2 separate regions of the Homo sapiens genome follow, and region 2 is linked to region 1. Evidence: chromatin loops called from intact Hi-C (ENCODE). Cell type or tissue: heart left ventricle. All regions are shown on one strand. Each heading gives the region's core, and the rest is flanking DNA. Links, peaks and the distances in the headings are about the cores only.

Region 1 (9,831 bases), core at 1-8,000:
AAGCTTTCTGTTTCTCTTTCTGTCAGGTTTTAGAGGGCCATACCGATTTCATTAATGGTTTGGTGTTTGATCCCAAAGAAGGCCAAGAAATTGCAAGTGTGAGTGACGATCACACCTGCAGGTATGTTGCTTATGTTATAACCACATTTTTAAATTGCCATTTTAATGAGAATTACATTTTTAAAATGAGAAAAAAAAATGTGACTTTTACATAAATTCTATAGAGTGTTGTAAAAGAAGCATACCTTATTTGAACTGTAGGTATGGCACAAACATGAGTTTCAAAACCAGTGAGATAGTCCTCATCACCATTAATGAAAACTTCCTTGCCTCCCATGGGTGTCTTTTATCTCTTATTTCAGATTTTCACATTTATGAAATCCAAATCTATATTGGACTGGGCACAGTGCCACATGCCTATAATCTCAGCTCTTTGGGAGACCAAGGTGGGCAGATCACCTGAGGTCAGGAGTTAATGACCAGCCTGACCAACATGGCGAAACTCCATTTCTACTAAACATACAAAAATTAGCCAGGCACGGTAGTGCGCACTTGTGATTCCAGCTACTCGGGGGACTGAGGCAAGGGAATCGCTTGAACCTGGGAGGCTGAGGTTGCAGTGAGTCAAGCTTGTTTCACTGCACTCCAGCCTGGGTGGCATAGCGACACTCCATCTCAAAAAAAAAAAAAACACAAACATATTGGATCAAATTCTTCAATATTGGACAAGATAAGTAGGAGTAAAATGCAGTTGTCAAGTTACTTTACAGATGCTGTATGATAAGTTTGTGTGGAATAATGAACTATGACTCTCATCTGCTACATAAGATTGATGGAAAATTTAGTGTTTTGATAAATTCAGAGGTTTCTGCATAAGGTTTTCTTTAGATACAATACATTTAACTATTATGTTCTTCTACCTCACCCCCTAATTTAGAACAGATGAGGTAGCTATAACATTTTAATAGTGTGTAAAGCTGGAGAATATCACAAATAAAGAACAAGATGAAAAGGAAGAATAGCAGGTGGAAATAAGCTGAGGAGTCAGGAGTGAAATGAGTGCATCAGTCATTGGAAGGGTGTCAGTTGCTTCATTTGCTTTAACGATACTGTGAGGGAGAGAAAAACTGCTGCTCTGCTGTTTTGCATAATGTTTCATAAAACTATGCCAAAATCCTTAGTATTTATTAGTACTTATGTACATATAAAACTATGAAATATGTATGACTTCACATTAGAAGTAAAGCTGCTAGCTACTTTTTAAATTTTTAATCTTCTTAATATAGCTCATCTTTTTAAAGTGATAGAGTCATAGGCCATTATTCTTTATGTACTGCCTGTTAAAATTTTCATGTCAGAGATATGAAAGATTTACATGACATTAAGATTCTAGGGCCCCAGGTACTACAAAACCAAGTTTGTATAGTGACCTGAAGAGTAAATGGAATCGTTTTAAGGTAAAAATTCGGTCACTGGAAATAAATAATGGCATTTCAGCTCTTTAAAACATAGATTTTCCTAATCACAAGCATTTGGAATAATGAAACCTGCAAAGGGGAAAAATGAGTGTCTTTGCAAGCCAAGGAATGGCCTCTGAATAGTGAACGAAAGCCGGAGAGACCTAGGATCACACTCAGTAGTCTATGTTTTTGTTTGTTTGTTTTCTTATGACTCTGAGATTTTTTTTGTAAACTAGCAAAATTCTCTAAAAATTTAGGGGACTGACATAGGGTTGCTAACTTTTTATTTTGTCGAATATAAGACTTAAGTTTACTGCCTTCTACCACTATCATTTTGTAAAAGAAAGGACATTATTACTCTAAAAAGTAGGAAAGGAATAACTAAAGAGTAAGTCTTTTAGTTTAAATAAATTTAATTTTTTAAAAACCTGACTACATTGCCTCTAAGTTTCTCATTTTGCCAGACTGGTTGTTGATATTATTGTTCAACAAATATTTGCTTTCCTTTCACCTTCCCATGAAAGGAGATTTTCCCATCTAATTAGCCCTAGCTTTGTGAATTGTTTAGGCCAATGTAGCATTAACAGGTGTGACACAGCAGAAGCTTCAAATGTTTTGCCTGGCTTGACTTGACCTCCTGTGCTCTGTCATTTGCTATGAGATGAGCATGTCCTAGATAGCTACTGATCCCAGAATGAGAAACACGTGGAGCAGATATGGACCCATATGGCATTATGGAAACAGAGCTTCCCATAGACCCATGTGCAAGAAATTTATGCTTATTTCTGTAAACCACCGAGATTTTCGGGTTGATGCACAACATCAAACTAGGAGTATTTTTAGAATTTACAGCTTAGTTCACCAACCAAAAATAAACAACTCTGATTGGTTATTAAAGCCAAACCTCTTAGGCCAAAACCTAAGCAATATAGGTAAGATTTTTTTAAAAACAGAACGTATATAAAAACAAGTTTAAAATGAGAAAGAGTAGATAGTATCATACACTCTCATAGCAAGGAAAGAAGGAATTCTAAGAGGACATATGTGATAATGTAAGATTCTTACAATATCACATATATATTCTTACATTATCACATATGTGACAAGAGAGTATATCATATGAGCAGTTCTACAATATGTATTCTGTACTGTAAAGAGCAGACCCAGTGCTTACTTAAGAAAATTTAAAATAACCTCAATATTTTGATCTATGCATATTTTCTGATGTTTCACTTTGACATTTCCAAGAAAGACACTATATTATAATCAGCTAGCAGAATTTTGCCCTAGGAACACTATTTTAAAACAATCTGTGACCTGAATAGGTTCATGAAATGTATGTGTTGTATTGAAAATTGCCAAATTCTGAATCAAACAGAATAAAGAGTCGTACTGTGAACAAAGGTACCTCTGATAATACAAAATGTTATTATGGAAGATGATAGATTACATTTTATCTAAGACTCCATCTAATTTTACTATTCTATGATCTGTGCAAGTTTATAAGAAAATTGGGTTCTCATTAAAGTTGGTCTTTATCAGTTCCAACACTGCCTTTCTAACAAACATTTTATAATGCCTACCACACCTTTTTAAATGAAACTCACAGAAAATGTAGCCTTCCAAATATATAAGTACAGAAAATTATTATCGTCCCTTAATTTTATGATATATTCTATAAAAGGAAAACAAAGAGAATAATAATGCATTGTGTATAAGCTCAGATAACAACTACATATGAAGACATAGGTAGTCTTTCTTCTTCTTTACAATGAGTAAGACTGGATATCAGAAAAATAAGATAACATGAAAATGTAAGGCAGAGGCAAGGCAGTCAAGTTGCACAGTTGTAGAGATTTATGAGTTGTGTAGAGTATAATGTAAATAGTGCCATCTGGAGTTCTACAGTGTCATAGCGCTGAGCAGATCTACAGTTTTAGGATAAAAGCTCATGTTAGTAGTAATACAATGAAATTAAATCTCATTAGAGAAATAGGGAAATACAGGTAATCAAAATAGGAATAACATAGCAAGATAAATCATAGGATGTCAAGTTGAAAAAGTAAGATAATATTCTTGCAATATTTTCTGTATGAAAAGTATGACAAGTATATATCTTGATGAAGAAATATGTATCTTTATGAAAAAGGTGCCATTACTGAAACAAAAAGCAAGCGTCTGATAGATGTGTTTAATAAAAGAAATTCCCAAGTAAAGCATGGGGTTGCTAGTCATTCAGCCTTATATTCTACACCATTTTCTTTATGATCCCTCATCATGTCTACCATATGCAGATGCACTCACATGCATATACATGTATATATAAAAATATATGCACACATATATACACAGGTTGATAAAAATACTGATGCTTTATGTGTGTGTTTGTATATGCATATGCACAGAAAAATATAAATACGTTCATAGTTATGACCTAGTGTCATTGAAAGAAGGCTAAAATTATTACAGTATTTGAGAGGTAAAGAAGTGCATATTCATTTAGAAAAAATTATTATCTCCTCCTCCAAAAGAAGGTAAAAGTGTCATTTAAGTATTTAGTGGGTTAAGCTTATTATTTTTTAAAACTCACTAATACAGAACATCTCATTCCCAGTCATTGCCAAATAACAGATGTTCTTGTATATTAGAAACAGTACCATTCTGTAAGAACAAGTCAGATCAACAAGTATTTATTAAACACATTTAGTATACCCAATATTCAGTACTTTGGGGGATACAAAAGAAATACAAGACCTAGTACGCACTGTAACTACAAAGGATATCAGTAGTAAATCCCATCCCTCCTCCTCATCCCTCAATAATCTTTTAAAATATTAGATAAAAGTTTATGGTGAAAGAAAACTGACTTCTAGAAACCAGGGAATTTTTAGTTTAATAAAATATAGGTGTGCATATAATGTGCCATTCACTTTCTCTATAAAACATGAAATATTTGTAGTTGTCATGTTCTAACTGGGATCATTTTTTAAAAGAATGAGAGAAGGGTGGCATATAAAAAATAAAGAATAAGATATTAGAATGTAACCAAATCACTGTATAAAGGAATACTAAATTACCTAAGCTATTCACTAAGCCAGTAATATAGTTGTTTAAAAAATGTTGCAAGAGGAAAAATGATTTTTATCAAATTTGTTCTGTGTACCACATGCAAGCTATGTGTTTTTCATATTACCTTTGTTTATGTACATTTGAAAGTCTTTAAGATCCATAATTAAGATGGAGTGTTCTTCCTCCACCCCCACCCCAATTGAGATCACAAAATATGCAGTATACCTAAAAATAGTCCTTGTGGGAAACAGCAAAAAGGAAACTGAGAGCCTTCTGAAGGTAGGCCAATGAACCATTCTTTGGAAAGTAATCCACGTCTGGGAGTGCATAAACCATGCCCAGGTACAAAGTATAATCAGGATAATTTACATGATTTATTATACTGTTATAGTTAAAATTCAGGAAAAGTTCCCTGCTTGTCTTCTAAAACTCACTCTAATTTTTTCTAACATTTTGAATCAAGATCAGTAATTGCATAGTTCTAACAAGAGCCTTGAGAATGGGGTAAAATGGACACTTTGTGTTGAGCATGGCAATACTTTAGCTCCAGTGATGGAACATAGAGATTCTTTGTCGTTAAAAGAACTCTCCAAAAATTATACTAAAACACATTTATCACTTTTGCAGACATTTTTAAATTCAATGCAGTGAAATAGGGTGTTAATGAAAGACTGTAATAGAGTAGAAGTCAGTAAAGTGAAGAAAACATTTTCTAAAACTTGACATGATCATTTACTGGTAAAATCACTCTCTAGTAGCTGATACTTTGTTCTTTTCTGTATGCCCTTGTAGATGAAATACAAAACAAGTGCTTAATAAAATATATCACCAAATCAGTGACTACAGTAATTTAAGCTTGCTTTATGTGGCCCTCATGTGGTTACAGTAAGTGGATTATAAAATGGGAATCATATCCATAAACAGTTTCCAGATTTTGAAAGACCATTGATGTGAATGATAAAGGAGTACTTTCCCTTATTGATAGCTTTAGTATTCAGCATATAGTCAAATTTTAAGTTGTAAAGTTTATCAAAATTTTTCTTGGAAAAAATGAAATGCTAATATTTCCTGGGTAGTGTTACTGTTGCTTTTGTTAAGGCTTATGTTAGTTAAAGAAAAAGCCCTTCTACTCTGAATTCCTTAAAGATGAAATCATTACACATGGTCTGTTTGAAAACTACCATATGGTATTTCTTTGCAGTTGAGAGTTTAATTTTTGAAGTTTATTTTTAAATGTGACAAAATTTCTCACAATTTCCATCCTTCAAAAATTTATCTGTCTGTATAAGTTAAATGAGATGTTAATAATTCTCCTCTGAGACAGCCTCAGTTTCTTATCTCTGTGATAATAAATGTAGTTTCTGCTCAATTTGTTTACAATTACAAGAAATCAAAATGAAGCAACAGCATACAAATTGATAAAATTTTTATCCTCCCCAAAGCTTCATGAAGATGTATAACAGATTAAATTTTGTGTGGTGTAGTTTATTAGTGTTCTGTATGAAACAGGGTACCTCCTTCCTTCTCTCTCCACCCTCAAAGTACATGCAGTCTTTATTATCAACTCTGATTTTGACATATTATTTTCAGTTATTGAAGAGTAAAATAATAAGCCTGTACAATTATCTCATTTTTGCCCTTTTAATTCTTGCTCTGAAGTCAGTAAAACTTCTAATAATAATCTTTTATCATTAGTACTGCTAGTACATTAAAACTACTACTGCTACAACTACTACTTGCTCAGTAGTCTCAAGTATTAAAAAAAGAATTAATCTAATCTTATTTTCTAAATATATTTGGACACACACACTGAAAGTATCCTGCTATAAAATTCTTCCAACTATCCTGCTATTTTGTTGTCTCCACCTTTAAGGCTTTTGCCTAGCTCTCAAAGTTCTCCATAGTCTCAACCATAAACTGACAAAACTTTATTTACCAACTCTAACCTACCCATACCCACTGTAAAGATTTGTCCATCTAATCTCTAGATTTGGGCTTTCAGTTACATGGTTCCCCACCTCTGAACTCCTTTTGCACTTAAAACCAGATATTTTAGCACTGAATTCTTTTGCAAAATGTTTCACTTTCTAATTGTGTGCTCATTTGCTAAGGAAATACACCACGACTTACCCTTCTTTGAATCATCTATAACCTGATTAACTTAGTAATTGATTAATTGGAACTAAGAGAAAATCCTAGTTTTGCTCTCACAAGCTCAGTGGAAAATATGTTTCTTGTCTAAGAATGTTGAGGGTCCCTTTCCTGTACCAGTGACATTGTAAAGTGCCTGCTAATCCTTATAACTACATCTCTGTATTACTTTGTTCTTTTCTTTCTTACTTAATTAATCAATACACAGATTCATGTGATCTAGTCATGTCTTTTAGAAAGATTGTGGTTCATATTTTTTGCTTTACCAGTTAGGGCCAAATGGATACAGATGTGTCATTTAATGTCATCCATTCTTTCTTTTGTGTTGTCAAAAAACATTTGGTAGTAGAAATTCCCTTCTGCGATGAATTTCCTAGCAAACAATGAGCTGCCAAAAATGTTAAAAATGGAGAATGAACAAATAAACAGAATATTACAGAATATTCCTGTTGAATCCTCGGACAGAACATCTTTCTTTATTAACTGTCCATTTAAAAGACCTTTGAGAATATCTAGGATATCCCCAGTATGCCAACACCCAATTTATGGGACCTTTTTGTTAATTTATTGGGACAATAACATTTAAATACCATATGGTAGGGATACTTAATGTTCTGCTGAAAAGCACTCGGCCTGAAATGAAGCAATAATCATAGCAATAAAATACTAAAAGTAAAATAAGCATAATTCATAATCTTAGATCTGAATAGCTCTCTATCCCATCATCACAGCTAAATCTAAGAGTTCTATTTAGGACCACAATGTCAGGAGAGATGGGGATGTTAATTATAATTATCGTTCAAATTGGATGAAAACTGTCATTTTATTTCACTTGAGGAGTGATGCTTTACTTACCCAGTGCCCTTTGATTTGGTCTGTATTGGCACCTTAATATGTCAGCACATAACTTTCCCATAAAAGCTTTTCCTTTTAAATTTCCCTTGCAAACATTTAAATATGTACTATGTATGTTAATATAGATCCTAGGTTTTGGCCAAGGTAATTAAACCTGATAACATTTATTCTATACTTTTATGCTTTGAGAAATGGTCTATCATCTTTTCATATGCTTAATTATGTGTATTATGAAGGCTGTGGGGTTTTTTTTGTTTTTTGGGTTTTTTTTTTTTTTTTTTTTTTTTTTTTTGAGACGGAGTCTCTCACTCTGTTTCCCGGGCTGGAGTACAGTGGCAAAATCTCAGCTCACTGCAACCTCCGCCTCCCAGATTCAAGCAGTTCTCCTGCCTCAGCCTCCCGAGTAGCTGGGATTACAGGTGCCTAACCACCATGCCCAGCTAATTTTTGTGTTTTTAGTAGAGTCAGGGTTTCACCATATTGGTCAGGCTGGTCTCGAACTCCTGACCTCAGGTGATCCGCCTGCCTCAGCCTCCCAAGGTGTTGGGATTACAGGCGTGAGCCACAGTGCCTGGCCGGCTGTGAGCTTTTAAAGCATTTCTCTTTCTGTGATGCACCACTGTCCTGAAAAGTGTGCTTCTGTGGTTATAACTGACTTTGCAATAGTAATAATTTTGGAAATATTAAAACCTGAATTTTCAAATTTTGAATTTTTTTCTTTTATAGTAGAAATCCTGTTGTCTGACGTGGTCTAGACCAAAAGTTTCTTAGATAACAAAAAGTCAGTAAACTCAGGAAATCATTTTAAAAGAATGCCTACCTGCCTTATTTTAATATACAACCCATGTATATTAAAAACCATTTGCCAGTCTTTTGATATTAGGCCAGTGCTTTTTTTTCTTAGGTTATGAGTCCATTGATTGGCTTGGGACCACTTTTTTGGCATGAACCACAACCAAAATACAATGTCTTCAATGAAAATAACACTTAGAAAAGCAGTCTTAATTCAGAATACTTCTAGATTTTTATTTTTATTATTTAATCTTTTAAAACTGTCACACATACCTAATATGAGTGAGTTTTTTTTCTTTTAGAAACTTAACCTTTAGTTAGTTGGCATTGACTTAGTTTCATTGAAATAGCTTTCACATTCATATTTTGTCAGTTTATGTAATATTATGTAATTACATTAATAAGCATGGGTTTACATCCCATACAACCAGTGGTTTGCTAAGCAAAGAAGCTGTATTCCCTCTTCATACACATGCAACAAATGCACATGTGGGCATATTAGAAAATAGCCTTCTCATTCTTGGCACTTCTATAGGGGGAAAAAAGAAAAATCTGTCAGAGTCAGTTCAGAGAGATTCTACTGTACACTGTGTTTACAACATTTTAAAACTTAGGCACATTTGTCCATACATAGATACTGCAAATAAAACGCAAAAAAAAAAAGAGTTGAGAAATGTACCTTACAAAATAAGAGCACCTGAAAAGCTGTACCTATTACCATTCATATAAATGATTAAGACTGTTTTAGTCAGAAAATGAGAGAAAGTTTTGGCTTTTTCCACTGGTAATTAAATATGAGAGGGGAAAAGGAAATATGAGGTGCAGCCAACTTGGAAAGCTATTTGATGATAACTACCTGCTAAAGTTGAATATATTTGTAAGCTGTGATCCAGCAATTCCATGCCTAGGTATGTACCCAGCAGGTGTGTGTGTGTGTATGTGATCGTATGTGGGTATCTATATTCACTAAAAGACATATGCAAGACGGCTTACAGCAGCATTCTTGGTGACGACCAAAAATTGGAAACAACCTAAATGTCTGTCAGGAGTAGAATGAATATATATGTTGTTGTGTACTGAATTAATTGAAGACCGTATAAGGCATTAAGAAAAAACAAATTGAGGGGCGCCTCTGCCCGGCCACCTCCTCTGGGAAGTGAGGAGCGCCTCTGCCCGGCCGCCTCGTCTGGGAAGTGAGGAGCGCCTCTGCCCGGCTGCCCCGTCTGGGAAGTGAGGAGCGCCTCTGCCCAGCCGCTCATCGTCTGGGATGTGAGGAGCGCCTCTGCCCTGCCGCCCTTCGTCTGGGAGGTGAGGAGTGCCTCTGCCCGGCTGCCCCGTCTAGGAAGTGAGGAGCGCCTCTGCCTGGCCGCCCCGTCTGGGAGGTGAGGAGCGTCTCTGCCTGGCTGCCCCGTCTGGGAAGTGAGGAGCGCCTCTGCCCGGCCGCCCCGTCTGGGAAGTGAGGAGTGCCTCGGAAGTGAGGAACGCCTCTGCCCGGCTGCCCCGT
Region 2 (9,712 bases), core at 1-8,000, 670 kb before region 1:
TAATACATTAATAATATTAATATGTGTTAGAAAACCATAAAGCTAACACATCAACCTATGATTTCACAGATTTTATTGCTTAGTTGTAGATTAAAATAGGTAAAGTTATAATGAGTTGAATAAAAATATTGAGTGTATAAGTGTGTAGTAGAGCAAGTACCATAGGAGTAGTCTGGAAACACTATTCCTGGGGATGGCAAATCACATTTCCTAGTGACTCCCAGGAAGAAAATTAGAAACAATGAGGAGAAGCCACTTGAAGCAGGTTTCAGCTCAACATGCAGTGAACTTTCCAATAAGCTCACTCTAAAGATAAAATGGGCTATCTTAAGCATGAAGAAATTCTCCAACTAGGAGTATCCAAGCATAGGCTAGAGGGCATTTGGGGAAGGGAGCATTAGAGAAGATTCATCATCAAGAAAACGGTTCAAATAGGTGACTGTTAGACCTTCTTTGGTCCTGTTACCTTGTAACTGAGTTCTGTATCAAGATTCAATCCGCTCAGCGACAACACATCTTTTGGTGTTAAGGAAATCTGTTGTTTGTTTCACTTTATTTGGAAAATGTTGGGAGGAAATCAAAACTGTTTTATCAGAGATGCCCTTGGTTTCTATTAGGCTGGGGTTGGTAATGATTGCCTTCAGGGCATTAATTTCAGTTAATGGCCATGACACGCATCTCCAGCTGTGACACATTAGGTGGAACTCATCACCTCATCCATCCCCATTTAGTTTAATCTGGAAAAGAAGACCATGTTCCTCAATAATAAAATAGGGTCTGGGGAAAAGAATGAAACTACCCCTTAAAGGAGAAGGAAAATGTGAGTGTGTTCTCAGGCCACTGATTCCGTTATTATTTGTGCTTATAATTTTGAAGCCCTGGGAAAGTTACTTAATATCCCTGAACTTCATTTATGCTCATCTGTAAAATGAGAATATTGATACTGAACACCATGGTTGCTAGGAGGACAATGATAAAAAAGTACACAATGTCATAATTACCATGTAACAAGAGTTGACTAATTCATAGGTATTCCCATTCACCCCCCTTCATTTCATCATGATTATTATTTATGTAGAAAATGAAATTTAGTAATAATGTTTCTAATTAATTCTTCCACTCATTCATTCATTAAGCAGACATTTCTGAAGGTGCCTATGAAACCAGGCACTGTGCCAGGTAAGCACAGTGAGATTCTCTATTTCAGAGACTGGAGGCTATGCTTGACAGCAGTAGTGTTGGTGGGTTGTTAAGTTATAATAATACTCTACATTTACCCAGCCTTTCATATCAGAAAATGCACACATATAAAGTAATCTCACTGAAATCTCCACAATTCTGAGATGTAGCAAACTCCAGGAGGGCAGGGACTTTGTCTGTCTTATTATTATATTCCCTTTCCTTAGCACAGAGTCTGGCACATAATGGAAACCTTATATTATTTCAATGAATGAAGAAAAATTGACGAATCAATGAAATCTGAAAAGATAGTTACTGGTAGCATCATTTTACAGGGAGAGGAATAAAGTGTCATTGGCATTGATATTTATCAGCAATCACAGCAATCACTGAGTATTGCAGTAATTTCACAAACTAAACCATTTGTGGTGGAGATAGCATCTTACCCTTCAATTTTATTGTACAGGAACAGTAGAATAAGAAAAAAAGTAATACAACATAAATGTAATACATAATAGCAAGAATGATAATAACAACACAAATAAAAGCTAACATCCATAGAGTGCTTAACCTGAGGCAGGCTGTGTTCTGATAACTTGATGTGATCATGGTGAGAATGCTGTTGGATATGTTCTACAAGGCAATGTGCCCGCAACTTACTGTATCTTCATCTGCTGAAGCCTTCCTTAGAACTGAGCCTTCGTTGTCTTCTCTTCATTCCTCTTCCAGTGGTAGAAATTGTGAGCTCCTCTGGGGGGTAGGATCTTTGTCTATTTCAGATCTGTATTTCCCAGCACTGTATCATGCATATGGTAAGTGTTCAATGTGCTTTTAATGAATACACGAAAGGGTGATCTAACTGAAGGAAAGGAAATGCTCAGTGGGCCCCCGAGTCATGAGAAGATTTGAAGAAGAGGACCCTTGAACTAAGCCTCAGATATAATTGAACTTTGAAAGAAGCGGGGTCCAGGGGACTGAGGATGATGCATTAGGAGAGCAGTACGAAGGCTCTCTGTCCTGCCTGAAGATCGGGATGGGGTTGAAGTGGGGAAGAACTGGGTTGCCTCTCAGCCTCTTGAGGGATCTTCCAGTCCTTGGCACTGTTGATTAGATATTTGGTTTCAGTCACCGCTCCATTCTTTTTCCATTTTGTGCCTTGATCAGCTCTATTGGTTTACTTTAGAGTTTGATCTTTGCAAGCAGAGTGGAGCCATCGAAGCCTATGGGACAGGACTTGTTTCATCAAATGGGAAGCCGGAGGTAAGAACTTCATTTGTACTTTTTCTAGTAGCATTGCCCAAAGTACGTTCCATGAGAAGTTGTGTTAGGGGATGACATGGGGCTTGTAGAGGTAAAAAAAAAAAAAAAAAAAAAAAGTTCAGGGGTCAAATGTTTGTGGGAAGTGGATTTTTCATCACTGCATAACTTCCCAACAGCTTTCCTAAACACTGAAGCTGTAACAGGGGCTTGCAGAAGACTGTAATGATGTGTAGAGGATTCCAAACTTAGTTAACCGTGGGGCACTTTAAGAGTGGGGTGGGGGAAGGGGGGAGGGAAAGCATTAGGAGATATACCTAATGTAAATGACGAGTTAATGGGTGCAGCACACCAACATGGCACATGTATACATATGTAACAAACCTGCACGTTGTGCACATGTACCCTAGAACTTAAAGTATAAAAAAAAAAAAAAAAAAAAAAAAGAGCGCGTGCGGACGGAATCTCGTGGGATTAGTATTTCACAGAACATTATATTCTTTCTTTTGGAAGCGCTCCCTTAGATCTTTCTATTAAAGAAGTACTTTACCTTAGAGCACTTGGATATATATTAATTCATGGGCTTCCTGCAGATACAAGGATGTTTCTCTCCCTCTACCTTCTCCAGTCTTCACCATCTGCCTTTGTCATGAACAGGCTTCAATTCCCACGTCCGCCCTTTGTGCACACTAGAGGGTGGTGTTGAGCCTGTTTAGAATTTCCCGCACTTGGGACTGAGAAAAAGTATGATGAAGTTGCTCTTCCTTTTTACATAAATCAGGGAGGAATAAGTACCCCGCAGCTGTTGCTCTTACTGTGAAAACCATTGCGGGGGCAGGAGTTTGTTCAAAATTCCTAAATAACAGAAGGTCTTGAAAACCACAGACCAATGCTCCTAAGAAGTTTCTCTGTCTGTCCTTCCATGCCTGGGAGAATCAAGTCCTCATCTGGGCTCTCTAGGGGTTCGTGAGTGCACAACACTGAAAAAATAAAATACAACAAAAGTGTGTCCCTGTTTCATTGTATCTGGAATACTACTATGGTTGGAATGGAGCTGAAATATTTGACAAACTTATGTCACAGAGACACTTCTGAATAAACTCAGTCTTTCTTTAGCTATACCCAATTCTAACCTTCCTGCCTTCTACTCAGTCTTCAAGACACAGTTCAAATTTCTACTCACCTAAAAATTCAAAAGCTAAGAGAATCACCATCTCTGAACTCTTATGCTCAGCCTCGGATTACTAAAGTCTTAGAATAATCTTTAAAAGTTTTCATTTATGTTCCTTTTTTCTATCAACTCTATTGTAAGGGCTTCCAGAATAAGGGCTACATGTTACACTTGCCCATGTTGCCCAGCAAAGGATTAGAAACTTGGCAGAAGGAAACAGGTATCTACCGATTTCCTACCATGCAGCAGGCACTGTGTTGGGTACTTTCACGCCTCTGCTCAATTAAGCCTGAATTTGGCTGGCTGTAAAGCCTGTCGTCTTTTCACAAGATTGTAACCATTCAACGAGTACATTTAAAATGGCAGAATATGTTGGACAACCTCATGTCCTGGTTTGCCAAGGTCAGTCTTGGTTTATATCTGTTGTCCTGGCATAATTATTAATAGTATCTCGTGTCACTCTCAAAAGTGTTGCAGCTTGGTCTATAAGTTATATGACAACCAATCTCTGGAGCCAGACAGTTTGGGTTGGGACCTTGTTTCTACCATTCACTAAACTCTGTGATATTAAGCCAGTTACTTAACTTCTCCAGGCTTTGGTTTCCTCATGTAGACCAGGCTTTGGTTTCCTCATGTAGAGATTGAGGATGATACCTTCCTTAGTAAGGTCTGATGACGATTACACAGTAAAGTGTTTGGACAAATGGCTGGCACACTGTAAGCACTCAAACATGGCAGCTATTGTTAAAATGAGTTCTTGATCATGTGAGCAACACCAGGAAGGCACAAAGTATTGCAGTACGAAGTGACTCAGGAATGAGAGAGAAGCTAAAACCTGAGTGATGGTTTTCTTTTTTTTTTTCTTTTTTCCTTTTCCTTTTTTTTTTTTTTTTTTTTTTGAGATGGAGTTTCACTCATGTTGCCCAGGCTGGAGTGCAGTGGCGCGATCTTGGCTCACTCCACATCCTGGGTTCAAGTGATTCTCCTGCCTCAGGCTCCTGAGTAGCTGGGATTACAGGCATCTGCCACCACACCTGGCTAATTTTTGTACTTTTAGTAGAGACGGGGTTTCGCCATGTTTGGCCAGGCTGGTCTCAAACTCCTGACCTCAGGTGATCCACACCGGTCTCGGCCTCCCAAAGTGCTGAGGTTACAGGCATGAGCCACCGCACCCAGCCCTGAGTGCTGGTTTTAAGGAGAAAGCAAACATCATAGGTAACAAGTAGTGAGTAATGGGTCTACAGCCATGGTTCTCAACGTGCCAACACTGGACCAGCAGCTTCAGCAGCTGGGAGTCTGTAAGAAGCGCAGATTCTCAAGTCCTAACTCAGACATTGTGAATCGCAAACTTTGCGGGTAGGACCCAACAAGCTGTGTTTTAACTAAGCCCTCCAAGTGACTGTGATGCACACTAAGCTTTGAGAACCTTAGTGATTCTTAGAACAAGGGGAGCTGTGGGGTTTTCCTGGAAAGCAGAGGGATCAGCTGGGAAGCTCCAACCAGCAACAGAACAACCTGTTTAACCAGGGGGCTTCAGGATCGCCGTATGCCAGCACTCTCGTGTGGAAAGCAACCTTAGGGAGCCTTAGTCTGGAGATTGCAAATGTGGACTCAACAGCTAAAATATGCCCCACATGTGTAATTTTATTTGGCCCGTTAAAAAGAAATTAGCCAGAGAATAAAAAAAAAAAAATTGGGAAATGTTACATAGAAATTCTGATTTCTAGCTTCCCTAAAAATTTCAGAAGATTTGGCATCTCTGGGCCCCATTCCCATCTGGCCACAATTGACTGCACTGGAGGAGCAGCTGCCTGCTTGAAGCTTGCAGCTTCCAGTTCCCCTAATTCCCATCAGGCCAGCGTCATTCCTGTCTAGATGTCACCTGTCCTGTCCTTGTTCCTACTTGTGACTTCAATGCTGCCCCCTGCTTTAAGATGAGAAAGGCCTGGAGAGTTTAAGTGATTTGTGTAAGGTGTGTGGCCCAGGCTTTTGACATTACCCTGTGTGTTGCGGGAGGGGAGTCTCTGATCTTCTGAGCCAGGTCTTGAAGGAGAAAGAATCTGGGAAGCCAGAAGGCTGGTCTTGCTGAGGTTCTTAAACTTTACTATATTTCGCAATCCTGGGTCAAGGATTAAAACTGCATATTTTCAAAATTGCCCCCACCTCCAGTCCCCAGTCTGGTTTAGGGGTTGGAGAACCGAGCCCAGGAATCTGCATGTTAAAAAAAATCCCTTTTTTCCCTTTCTCTACCCCAACTCCATGACTCTGAAGCAGATGGTCCAGAAAACACACTTTGGGAAACACTGGGCTATTTGGAATACATTCCAGGGGGAATCTGTACTCAGATGAGTGGAGAGTGGGCCAAGCAGAGCATGAAACCCTGTCTCAGGCTATGCCCAGAGAAGGGAGCCAAAGGCACTGGGGGAAGATGGGCAAAAGACTTAAGTGTGGTAGGACCAGATTAAGTTGGGGTATAACAGCCTGAGAAAGTTCTAACACATAAATGTAAATGTCCCTGAGCCAGACCATGTAGTCTTTGATAGGAAGGACAGGAGTGATGGTGGCAGAAAAACAATTAGGGAAGAGATTTCATGGCAAGGCAGGAGGCAAAGAGTTATTAGGACTGAAGGTGAGACCAGAAATTCTAGTTTTGTGCCTCTTGGAAAGAAGACAGAGATTACATAAGTACCCATCAGAACACACTAAGACCAGCCTTAAGTATAAAGACCATCCATCCCAAATGAAGGGAGGGCCCTGACCTGGATCCTCCTAGCATCCACCCTCCTCTGACATCCCATCTCCTTTCCTCACTGCTCTTCATCCACTCTTTTCCACTCACTTACAGTTGTGGGCATTTTTCTTCCTCCCTCCCTTCTCTATCTCTTTGTCTTTCTGTGTCTTTTACTCTTTCTCTCTCTGTGTCTTTTTCCTCTCCTGACCCCCTCCCAATATCTAACTCACAAACCACACAAATAGTCACAGCATCAAAAAATATTAAGGAGAAAAACATCCATCACCAGGCAAAGAGAATCCAGGGGATGAAATCAAATCCCTGAAAAACGTTTCTAAAGTAATAAGTCCTTGTCAGATTCCAACCAGCCTGGGTCTCCAAATCGAGAGGCAGAGGTATTTTTCTTCTGTTCCAAAGGCATGAGCAACGTCCCACAGAGCTCTTCCGTTCCCACTGTGCCTTTTCCTCTGACTATTGCTGTCAAATATGCTTTATCATGTCATTTTAGCACCAGGCCTGGCGCATTTCTCTGTATAGTAAAAGCTAATGAACCGTATGGCTTTTGGCAGGATTGGGCAATATACATGCTCCATTTGGAGCAGAGTAAGTCCTTGGAGTCTCTGGCTGTGTGAGCAACCTCAGGCTGTCTCTTGCGCTTCATGGGTCTGTAAATATCATAGCTGTGGTCACTGCTCAGAATTATTAATATTTCAGAGGCCTGCTTTGACCCTACCCCCTACAGAGGAGGCTTTGGTAACACACAGCTTCACGTTGGACCCCGTCCAATTGGAATTTATGACTGGAAGTGGCAGAAGGCCCGCATTATAGCAATGTCTCACCTTCAGCTGGCTCCACAGCTTAGACCCTAAGGACGTCATGGTATTCAGTCAATTCAAAACCCATTTATTGTGTTCCTAACATGTGCTGAGCACTGTGTTTCGATGCTAGCAATGGAGACACGATAATGGCCCAATCCTTGCCCTAAAGAAAGTGGTCTGGTAAAGAGAGAGGGCCATGAAAATAGGGTCCCTTGTGCTAATAGATTTCAGGTACAGCCCTTTACAGATTTTAAATTAAAGCTGCCCATTCTTTCCTCTGGGTCTCCTGAACCCTTGCTGCTTGCAGTGTGGTCCTCAGACGAGCAGCACAACCTTAAAACTTGTTAAACATGCAGAACCTTGGACGCCGCCACAGACTGAATCAGATTACAGTTTCAGATGCCTCAATCTAAATCAGGGCCTCCCAAGCCCAGATAGGTTCAAAAATCACGTGGTGGTCCCATATTTGTTTTCAGTGTCAGGATAAATATTTTCAAGTACCTATTCTTGGGCTTTACCCTTTGAAATTCTGGCATGTTAGGTCTGAAGTAGGGCTGGCGATTTCTTTATAAGCACTCCAGATATTTCTGATACAGCTGATCTGTGGACTGGCATTTGGGAACTAGCCTCTAAATCTGTGGTTCTCAAATCTAGCTGAACATTACTGTCATCTGAAGAGCTTTCAAAATTCTCAATGCCCAACAAACATTCTGAGCAATTAAATCAGGAACTGTGGGGGTGGTGCTGAGGCATCAATAATTTTAAAGATCTTCTAGGTCACTAGTGTGCAGTTAAGGTTGAAGATCACATTTCTAAACCACCATTACCAAAAGTTTAACTACATAAGGATCACTCGACACAACTCCCAGTCCCCACCTCTAGAAATTCTGTCAGTCTAAGACTCCAATTTGAGTAGCAATGTTCTAAGCAATACAATGGGGTCAGCAGAATCCCAGTAATACCAAATTGAGAAGGAGGTGGAGCTAGGTCTGAAACAACTTTCCTGGCCCTAAGCAGGGTACATGCTGCCTGCACACTTGTCAGGCAGTATACTGAGGGCTACACTGGGACCACCTGCATCCTTTGCGATGACAAATTGAAGTTCAGACTCATACTTCAATAGCCTTAGCCCTTCTAGTCTTCTCGTGGGCTCAGGTTTCAATGGTTCATTCCCTGTCTTGTTTTCTGGGGTCAAAGTCTCTATCTATATAGCTGGTGCAGAGTCTCACCTCCTCCGAGACAGAAGTATTTTTCTCACCCACACTGAGCTCAAGACATATTGGCTTTCTTTCACTTTCTCAAATGTATTATCTTCCTTCTACCTCGGGGCCCTTTGCCAGAAATGCTCTCCTCTCTCTCCAGTTCCCAAGAGCTGTTCCCTTTTAAAAGACCAGGCTCATCACCATATCAATCAATTTAGAACCTCTGGGGATTGGATCTAGGCACCAGTATTCCCTTTGCCAGAAATGCTCTCCTCTCTCTCCAGTACTTCTTCAGGAAAGCCTTTTCTGAGACCCCCAAATGAAATCAGATTCTGCTATTGGATGCTTGTATAGCACCTTGTACCTTTCCTTCATCACACTTGCTACAGTTTTGTTGTGCCTCATGTAAATATTTGAACAGTTTCTCTAAACAAGTCTGATTAAGGCAGAAACCATATCTCTTTTGCTCAGAACCGTATTCCAGCCACTTGCATTGTGCGCAGAACACAGTAGGGACTCAGTGAATACTTGTAAATGTGAAGCGCTCTTTCTAGACATTGGAGGTCCATACATATTCTCCACATCCAACCCAAGGTGATAACTCATTTGCCTTAGACAGGTACCATTCTCATCCTAAGACACCCATTCTAGGCCCTGCTAAATAGTCTGGGCATCTGCCACCTCCCTGCTGGCTTACTACCCACTCCCAAATTTTAGACTCTGTCAGTCTACATGAGGCTCCCTGTCACTTCCAGGCATAGTTATTAGCATTCCCCATCTCCCACTCCAAGCTGTCTGAGCCTCCATGGATTCATTTTTGGTGGGGGAGGGCATTCTGGCACTGACCTGACAGAGTTCCCCAGCTGTTTACTCTCCATTACACTATTAAGCAGGAAATACGATTACCACTGTTTTTAAATATCTTGTGATCCTCATGTATAAAGCAAGAATAATAGTGCCTACCTCAAAGGGCTGATGGAGAATTATATGAGATAATCTGCATTCACAGTACATTGCACAGTAAATATATATTTGGAATTTTTATTACTAGTAATAACTTCAAAAATCCCCACTGGACCCCACAAAATGTATTAGCGCTGCTGTTTGTACTTACTAAGATGATGGAAAGCTAATATGGATTTGATAATTTTAAATGAGCTCGCATTTTATTTGTTATGACAGTATTACAATCCAACAGTACATCTAGGAGTGGAGAATAAAGCTTATTTCCACTCCAAGAAAATATATGACATGGCTGAGGATTAAGGTCCTTTGCACAATTCCATGCCCTAATCCTCCCACACTATGTCCTCCGCCTTCAGGTTGAGAAACACAGCTTGAGACTCTAAGCTGA

The links. Peaks named below come from ENCODE experiments on the same cell type or tissue, not always from the same donor. Only the 100,000 strongest peaks of a DNase experiment are listed, where the experiment ranks them.
Region 2: it touches region 1 in a loop (3-fold over the local background); 14 of 110 quality-filtered maps call a loop at or near these places.

Annotation. Positions count from the first base shown.
Region 1 is chr12:102,089,396-102,099,226 of GRCh38, reverse strand. NUP37 (nucleoporin 37) reads left to right here. Exons shown (of 10, transcript NM_024057.4): 5 at 27-121. Among named protein-coding and RNA genes, the nearest start is that of NUP37, 26 kb to the left of the region's middle. In heart left ventricle, for the core only: a CTCF peak has its summit at 3,386 (motif pointing left); no DNase peak of the experiment used is centred there.
Region 2 is chr12:102,763,172-102,772,883 of GRCh38, reverse strand. No RefSeq gene overlaps it. Among named protein-coding and RNA genes, the nearest start is that of LINC00485, 56 kb to the left of the region's middle. In heart left ventricle, for the core only: a CTCF peak has its summit at 3,105 (motif pointing right); a DNase peak (open chromatin) is centred at 3,123; H3K27ac peaks cover 333 bases.